2 separate regions of the Homo sapiens genome follow, and region 1 is linked to region 2. A link is a contact called in ENCODE Hi-C data. All regions are on one chromosome and are shown on one strand. Each heading gives the region's core, a stretch centred on a gene start or an enhancer-like site at or near the end of the contact. The rest is flanking DNA. Distances are from core to core; before and after follow the strand shown. Region 1 overlaps ZFAND3 (zinc finger AN1-type containing 3). Region 2 has its middle 8.5 kb from the start of MDGA1.

Region 1 (4,412 bases), core at 1,756-4,255, 410 kb after region 2:
CTACTGCCTACCAGAACAAATAACTCAGTGGTCTTTATATTAATGTGGAATAGATCAAGGAAAATCTCAGCATGGGATCATGTAGACATTCCTTAGTGTTGCTATTGAATGCCCATTGGTCAGGTAAGATGGGGAATTAAGAGAAAAAGAGGTCAAGACTGCACAGGCCTCCTAACTTTGCAGGGCAGGGGTTGGGGGGTCCCATCAAAGTGGGTTGTTTGGTGATGACTAATGATTGTGATTATGTAAATATGAATTCTATTTCTCAGCCATAGGACTCATACATTTAAAAAATTTTTCTTCACATATCTAACTCCCTTACTTATTTGGACATAGTTACCTTATGGATAATATTGCCACACTGAAATTCTTTTTGTCTTTATTTTTTCCCCCGGCTTCATTGACACAGTGAAATTAAATTGTCTTCTCCTTGCAGGAAAGGTTTGTTTTAGAAATGGGTGCTTTGCAGATGAACAGCATGTTTGACGGTTTGGGATAGATTCATGTAGAAAGAGCTCTAAATGTGAACTCTGCATTTTCAGACACAGAGGTGTGAAAGAAAGGGGCTCAGGGTCTGAGCAGTTCTGTGTTAGAGTAGAGGTGTGCTGGCATTGTGCCAAGGCCCTCCAGATTTTAATCATAGTAATAATGAAAAGGCCTCAGCTGCCTCCCCATCTTGTGCTGACACCTGCCTCCCAGTGGGAGTAATTTCCTATAAGGATGCTTTGAATTTAGGACTTTGTCTCAGAAAAAAACATTTTTTGTTACAGTTTTTACCCTAGAATTTTCTTGTTACAAAAAAAAAATTCTAAATAGGGTTATTGATACAAATAGAGCCATTGCTGGTTTGTGTAAAAGGACCCCGCCCGCAGAGAGCAGTGTGGCTCATACAAGGTGAATTTCTTTCAGCTGACTGCTTTGTAATGATTTATATTTAAATTGTTGCTTGTTGCTCTTGTAGAAGAAGGGAGAGCGCCTGCCCTATCTGTAGCCACCTTACTCACCACACTGACTGGGCCTGGACAGCTTTGCTCAGCAGAGCTGGGAAATAGGCTGAACTTGCCTTCAATTGTTTTCATCAGAGTCCTTATTTAGTTGGTTTGTATTGGGGCAAAATGTCATGTAGGACTGGAAGAATTAAATGAGATGAAAAATGAAGTCTGTAGTTGCTAAGAATGGTGCAGGGCCTCCATATGCCAGTACAGCACAGCAGGGCTGGGGGACTATGAGCAAACTACCAGCATCACCATCGGGGTCCACTGGACAATCTTGGGTGAAGTGCAGCATCTTCCTCACACACAGGGAGGCTAGGAAAGGGCATACAGACAGCCTTCACTAAAATACATCCTATAGGCTGTGGCTTCTCACTAGAGCCACTTTAAGTAGAACATTAGGACTGCCTAGGAGACAAATTCATTCATTCAAAAAATATTTATTGAGCCATAGGCATGGAGGGAACATCAGTAAACAAAGCAGGTGAAATTTCCTGCCCTCTTGGAGTTTGCTTTCTTTTAGGGCATAATGTTAAAGATAAGTGCTGTGGAGGAATAAAAGGGAAACAGACGAGGGGAAGTGCTAAGAATAGGGATTCAGTGATCTAGAAGTGATGATCAGGGAAGAAGCCTTCAATGAAAATGTGACTTTGCAAAATAAAATTTAAAAGAAAATGTGACGTTGGAGCAAAGATATCAAAGGGAATGATGCAGGGCCTCCATATGCCAGTACAGTGCAGCAGGGCTGGGGGACTGTGAGCAAACTACCATCATCACCATCAGGGGCCTGGGTGATAAAAGAGATAAGATCCCATGTAGATCTGGGTGAAGAGTGTTTCAGACAGAGGGAATAGAAGGTACAAAGTACCACAGGTAGGAGACAATAAGGAGGCTAGTGTAGAGATAAGCAAAGGAAGGAAAGCAGCAGGAGCTGAGCGTGGGGCAAGTCATGCAGGGTATTTGAGAGTCTAAGTATCTGGACTTTCACTCTGACAAGGGGAGCTATTAGAGGGTTTTGAGCAGGGAAGTAACATGATCTAACTTGATTTTTAACAGAGTCACTTGTCTGCTATGTGGAGAATAGACTGTAGAAACAAGGGGATGAGCAGAGAGACCAGTGAAGAGGCTCTTGTAGTAGGCTTGATGAGTTGGTAATGGCTTAGACCAAGGTGGGGGTGACAGAGGGGTAAGAGGTGTGGCATCTGGATTATTTTGAGGAAGACTGTTTAGGAGACTCCCTTCTGGAAGTAATTTAGCACAAACAATTTGGAACTTGGTAAGAGGTACATCGTGGGTATGCAAGCAGCTGTTTCAGGAATACAGAGCCCCAAAGAGCTGCCCAGTTTATTGAAGGCAAGAGTCGTTTACAGCCTTGCCTGTGATAAGAGCTTTGTTGCGTCTTAATTACTTTTTTGAAGTTGTGCAAGACACAGTTTTCACAGAGTACACCCCCCTCCACCTACCATTTTGGCTCCACCTCAAGGTGGGGTGCCTGGTGCTGCTGCTGCTGCACCACCCCATGGTGGAGTTCATAGGGCAGCTTGCATGTGTACCAGCAGAGGTGCCCCTTCATTCTGAATCAAATTGAACTAATTGTCAGTATTAGAACCTGACTTCTGTGTCTTTAAGAGTAGAAACGTGAGTAATTTTACTATAAAAGATTACAGATCACTCATCAAACGCTGGCTTTGGGAATGGAATTGTGAAAGCATAGTGATACAGAGATACATTAGACATAGTCCCATCTCTAAAGAATTACGGTCTACTTGAGGACAAGCAAATGCCCAAGAAAAGATATCTAACCAATACAGGCAGTAAGCATCTAGGTCCCAGCAAGGGAATACAAAGACAGGACCCCATTTCTAGCTGGAATGGTCTCCTCATAGAATCTCAGCTCTTTTTAAAAACAACAACATAGAACTGGTTTTTGTTGAGCCACCCACACCCTCCTCTCCAGCTCAGGCCTAGCTTGTTAGAAGTCAGCACTAAAGGTACACGTTTGTCATAGTTTGTGCAGTATAAACCAAGCAAGTCAGAACTGGCTCTCACCTGTCTGATTCCTGGACAAGGGCAGTAGCCTGGTCAGGAGAATGCCTGGAAATACATTAATCAACTGTGCTTGCCAGGCCAGGCACTAATCCTGATCCCCAAATATGTTGTTTTGGTCAGATTCACAGTCTGAGAATGAGGCTTCACCAGTAAAACGGCCACGACTACTTGAGAATACGGAACGGTCCGAGGAAACCAGTCGATCTAAACAGAAGAGTCGACGTCGGTGCTTCCAGTGCCAAACCAAACTGGAGCTGGTGCAGCAGGAATTGGGATCGTGTCGCTGCGGTAAGCATCTCCCCCAGTGGCGTGATGGAGACTATATCCTTAACACCTTGGCCCAGCTTTGGAAATTTAAGTGGCTGAAGTCTTTCGTTCTTCTTCTGAGTACTGTAAGTTTGCTACAGTAGTGCATGCGATATAGGTTTGGGGCTTGAGAAATCAGGAGCATAGTATGTTTGCCTCTAAACACCCTTTATTCTCACACATGCAAAAAAGACAAAAACATCCCCATGTTCTTAATGCATATCTCCTTAGAGCTACATCTCACTGCTTAGTGCTTTCAACTTCCCCCCACCACTTACTACTCTGGTTTCTTCTCACGACTTCAGAAGTTTACCAAACAAGCAAAATTCTGGAGTATGTACCATAAAATTCAGATATTAAGTTAATTTTGAATGAGCTTCTTACTATTTATGATAAATGGAAGATTTTTTTTTCTCCATATCCCTGTTAAATTAAGCTTTGATTAGAAAATTACCTTTGAACCTTAGTTCATCTAGTCAGTTAATACCTTGAAATAGCCTTTTTTTTTTTTTTTTTTTTTTCCTGGGCTGAATCCATCCTCCTGCCTCTGCCTCACAAAGTGCTGGGATTACAGGCATGAGCCACCATATACCCAGTCTGAAATAGCTTTACAGTCACCTTTCCTTCTGTATTCTGTAGTGTAATACCTTTTAGAATTGCTGCACAGGGATGCCTACCCACAGTGGAATGAAACTTAAGTCAACCCTTTCTCTCTTCTTGACCACATGTATCATGACACATAGGAACGAAATTGTGTAGCAGCATTATTTTAGGCTGATTTACAGTTTCCTGTACTTGTTTTTATTTCCTGGTTTTAAAACCTAATATTATAAAATTGTTTGAGGACCAGTTCAGCTGTCATCAGGTTGACTTTGAGACCTGTCTGTAGCCTCTGAGAATCCTATTTCTTTCTTTCTGAGAAGTCAGCTTTAGAAGCCCCCTTTCACTTCTGGGACAGCCGAAGATATCCTACAAGTACTATTGCTGACAGTCAGGACTAAATAGTTCACTCAGCAGTTATAAAGTAATGGTCACTGGAAGTTTACTATCTTCTGAAGCGGCAGC
Region 2 (4,430 bases), core at 5-2,504:
AGCACCCTCTCTCTGGAAGCCAGGCTCCACCCCAGCAAGAAGTCCCAGCCCCATCTGACTCCACTGACCTCCCCTAGGGAGGTATCTCTGACTAAGCAGACTACAGGGCACCTAGAGATCAGCTCCTCTCCAAAGGCCCCACCTGCTACTCTGGCCTCATGAATGACACCCCTCCACCCCAGGCTTAGAGTGGGCATTCGTTCTCTGTGCTTTGTTTCCATGTGTGCTGTGAGCTCAAGGGTAGAGTGAGTGTCCTGCTCATGTCTGGACTGCTCACAGTACCCAGTGCCAAGCTGAGCACACAGTAGTTATTTGATTTATGCTCATTAAAATGAACTGTGGCAGGGTGTGGTGGCTCACGCCTGAGTTCCCAACACTTTGGGAGGCCAAGGTGGAAGGACTGCTTGAGTTCAGGAGTTTGAGACCAGCTTGGGCAACACAGTAAAACCTTATCTCTAAAAAAAAAAAAAAAAAAAAAAAAAAAAGTCAGAAAATTAGCCAGGCATGGCGTCATGCGCCTGTGGTCCCAGCTACTTGGGAGGCTGAGATGGGAGGTTCCCTTGAGCCCAGGAGGTCAAGGCTGCAGTGAGCCATGATCACACCACTGCACTCAGCCTGGGTGACAGAGTGAGATCCTGTCTCAAAAAAATAAATAAAAATAAAATAAAATGAGCTGAGTTGGTTACACTGACTAACTCAAACAAAAGTAGGCTTTGGGCAAGACCTAAATTACCAGGATAACGGAGGCCCAAATTATCCAGACAATATGTAGATTACGGACAAATACAAATAATGAAGATCGAAGACATGTTTGAGTTATGTACAGGCTGAAGGAAAACTGATTCTCGGGGAAGGGAAGCAGGCAGGTGAGGCCCAGGGTTTCTGGGAAACCCCTGTGTAAACAGTGGCAGGGGGTTAGCAACCCCCACTGCTGCTTCCTTCTGAGATGCTGTCTGGGAGGAGAGGTCTGAATCAGGTGCGTTCCTAGAGGCATGGGGGCTCTGCCAGGCTGAGGGTGGCTCTGTCCTCAGGCATCTGCTCCCAGGCCTCAGCAGCCCCAGTGGAACGCATCAAGTTTCGCTGAGCTGGTCTTTCTAACTTTCTCCCCGGCAGCTCCGCGGGAAGCAGGATCAAATGTTCTCCAGCCTGAAAAGCCCGGCTGGGGTGTGAGGAGAAAGGAGAAGGGGAGGAGGGGCGGCCAATCTGCGGTATTGGAAGGGGAGGGGCCGGGGCCGGGCCCCAGGGACAGGCCTCGTGACTCTCCTTGCTCCCTTTCTGTTTAACCCTCCCAGCCAATTCTTTTTCCTTTAGCCATTAGCTCTTTTTGATCCACGTAAAAGGGGGTGGGGGGCGGGAAATCTGGCGTGGACTTGGAGGCGTTCAGCACACCCGCGACCGCTGCGTGGCATAAACTACAGGGGGCGCCATTCACATAGGATACGACAGACATGGCGCCCGCCCCCTCCGCCCCCCCAGTACAACGTGGGGGCCCTGCTGCCACGCCCTCGGGTCTGACCTGACCCCAGGACAAGCTGGCGGGTCATCCTACCCTGTACCTCACTTCCCTCGCTCCTTCTCTTCCCAACCCACCCCCAAGCCCCCGCCGCCAACTCCTGTCTTGGCCCCTCACCCTCCAGGTCGCTCTTGTTCTGGCCCCCACTCCTGCAGGCCACGCTGCGGATGGTTCAGAGAGAGACGGGGGCGGGGGAAGGAGCCATCGGGCCTTCTCCTGCGCATGCTCGCTGTGAGACGAGCGCTGTGAGCCCTGGGGACTCGCTGCCCTTTTGATTAACTCGTCTTATTACGTGGCTCTCCCGGCTCTCCTTGGGGACCCTCCATGCCCACCATCCCAGGGGGCCTTTGGGATCCATGCCTGGCACGGGCTTGGAAGGAATCCCCAGGCACCGGCCCACTCAGTCACTAAAGGATGATCCGGCCTGCCCATCTGTCCCCCTTTTCATCCTCTAACCCAAGGTTTATCTGAAGGAGCGTGCTACAATTCATAAGCATCAAATGCCCATAATAAAGGCCATTTGCTTTCATGACCACCTTTGTCATCTTCATTTTAGAGGGGCAACTGAGGAACAGAGAGGTTCAGTCACAGATAGCTAGTAAGTTGTGTTCAATCGAACTAGAGAATCTGGCTCCAGAGTCAGAGTCTATACTCTTCACCACTACTTGGTGCTGCGTCTCACGAAGAAGTGGGGCCAAAAACTGGCACACTAGAGCTGCGCTGGCCAAGGCATAGCTACTGGTAGATATTTATGTCAGTTTCTCAGTCACGCTGGCCACATTTCAAGTGCTCACAGTCACACTAGTGGTTACCGTGTTGGACAACAAAGATATACAACATTACCCTCATCACAGGAGTTTTATTGGACAGCAGTGCTCAGAAGTCCTTAATTTTTATCCCAGCACTACTGCTTACTAGCTGAGCGACCATGGCCGGTTACCTAACCTCTCTGTATCTCAGGTTCCATAAGAATGGTGCAAGGCCAGGCATGGTGCCTCATGCCTGTAATCCCAGCACCTTGGAAGCCTGAGGTGGGAGGATTGCTTGAGCCCAGGAGTTCAAGACCAGCCTGGGCAACATAAGGACACCTCATCTCTGTGAATCAAAAATTTAAGAAAACTAGCCAGGCATGGTGGCACGCACCTGTAGTGCCAGCTACGTGGGAGGCTGAGGCAGGAGAATCCCTTGAGCAGGTCAAGGCTGCAGTGAACCATGATCAAGTCACTGCATTCCAGCCTGGGCAACAGAGTGAGACCCTGTCTCAAAACAAGAAAGTGCCAACCTCATAGGGCTGTTAGAAGGATTAAATGAGAAAATGTATATGAAATGTGCTAGGCATAGTGCCTGGCATATAGTAAGCATACTAAACATTATTATTTTGTTAGGAATCATAAGCCAGTCCTTTATTTAACAAAGTGGGTAGCTAAAGACCAGAGAAACTAAGGAACTGCCTCAAAGCCACACAGCAAATTAAATGCCAGAAGCTGAGGCTCCTCATTCTTTTTTCTCCACCACATGACCTAATGATATCACTACAGCCAATAAATGACTTCCGAATTTGGCCCTCTCGAAAATGTTGTAAGGTGGTTAAATGAGGTTTCATCAACCTTACTGTACAGATTAAGAAACTGATGGGCCCGGTGCAGTGGCTCATGCCTGTAATCTCAGCACTTGGGAGGCTGCGGTGGGGAGGCAATTAGAAGTCAGCTGAGGGCAATGAAGTTAGGATGAGGGGACAGAGGCTGGGTACCAACCCATCCTACTAGAGCGGATATGACATGACCCGTTTATTGTGTCTTACCCACAAAATGGAGCTTCTGTCAGGGAGGATCTTTGTCATGTTCACTGCTATATCCCGCATAGCTTAAAGGGTGCCTGGTAATCAAGAAATGGTTGTTGACTGAGTAGATGCCCATTTTTCAGATAAAGATGGTAAGGCTCAGAGATGTGAAGGACTGTGCCCAAGATTGGATTTATTCATACGAGAGGAATTTACTGAGCATCTACTTTGGGTCCACATGTCGAGTCTCTCTGACTCCAATTCCTGGGCTTCCCTTCAATACCTCCCATCTCCAACCCGCATTCTACAAAGGGGAAGGTAGGGCTGCCCTGACTCCATCCTATTCCCCCGGCACGTAAGTGCTTCTCTGTCTTTGGTTGACCTGGCAAGGAGAGGCCTGAGAAGCCTTAAATTAAGGTTCAGGCATGAGTTGTGTAGCCAGGATCTATGCTGAAATTTTATTTTGTGTTTTCCCATTGCGCTTGGAATAACGACCTTCCATCTTCCATCCCAAGAAAAGAACTGAAGCCAGAGTCTGAGTCGGGTTTTTTGTTTGGTTGGTTTTTTTGGTGGTTGCAGGGGCGGGGTGGGTTGCCTCAAGTAGCTTTGGGGTTTGTCGTCAAAGCAGAGGGATGTCCCGACTCAGTTAGGTTTAGGAGGTGGAGGTCTCCTGATGGAGAGTAAAATGGAAGGAGAAGGGAGATGGGGCCTCCCCAAGCTGGAAGCGACAGAGATGAGGCCTTTGTCTGTGTTCCTCTGGCCTGCAGTGCCAGATGGGGTTGTTTGTGTGCTGAGGCCCTGAGGGTCTTCGGGGTCCTCCTGTGGTCATCGAGAGAGCTACTGTGAAGACCTCTCAGAGTGTGTCCAGGGCAGCAGGGCCTGCCTGAGGCCTGACCCAGGGTTCAGGAGCCACAGCAACAGGAGTCAACTACCATGGCAACCACAAGGCACAGGGCCTCTTTTCCTGGGTCCCAGATTCTTCTGTGACCCTAGAGAATCCCCCTGAACATAACTAAGGCTGATTTCTCAGCACTGTGGCAATTGGAGATTTGGAATCAGAATTTATGTGACTTCAAAAAAAAAAACACAGCATGACATTTATTGCATGCAGATGTTGCAGAGTAAATTCAAACCCAC

Evidence for each region. Hi-C counts contacts between places; a loop is a spot of excess contacts on that map. Pooled maps may share reads with other maps.
Region 1: a map with no recorded cell type shows a loop between it and region 2 (2.1-fold over the local background). The contact joins two enhancer-like sites. A Hi-C loop is called at or near these places in 1 of 37 single-sample maps with no recorded cell type and 2 of 50 pooled maps.

Annotation. Positions count from the first base shown.
Region 1 is chr6:38,113,411-38,117,822 of GRCh38, forward strand. ZFAND3 (zinc finger AN1-type containing 3) reads left to right here. Exons shown (of 6, transcript NM_021943.3): 5 at 3,162-3,329. Among named protein-coding and RNA genes, the nearest start is that of ZFAND3, 300 kb to the left of the region's middle. Within about 2 kb of position 3,006, at least 2 of the 41 ENCODE cell types and tissues checked have a DNase peak (open chromatin) inside an H3K27ac peak, as active enhancers do.
Region 2 is chr6:37,704,182-37,708,611 of GRCh38, forward strand. No RefSeq gene overlaps it. Among named protein-coding and RNA genes, the nearest start is that of MDGA1, 8.5 kb to the left of the region's middle. RefSeq lists a silencer at 1,395-1,654. Within about 2 kb of position 1,255, at least 29 of the 41 ENCODE cell types and tissues checked have a DNase peak (open chromatin) inside an H3K27ac peak, as active enhancers do.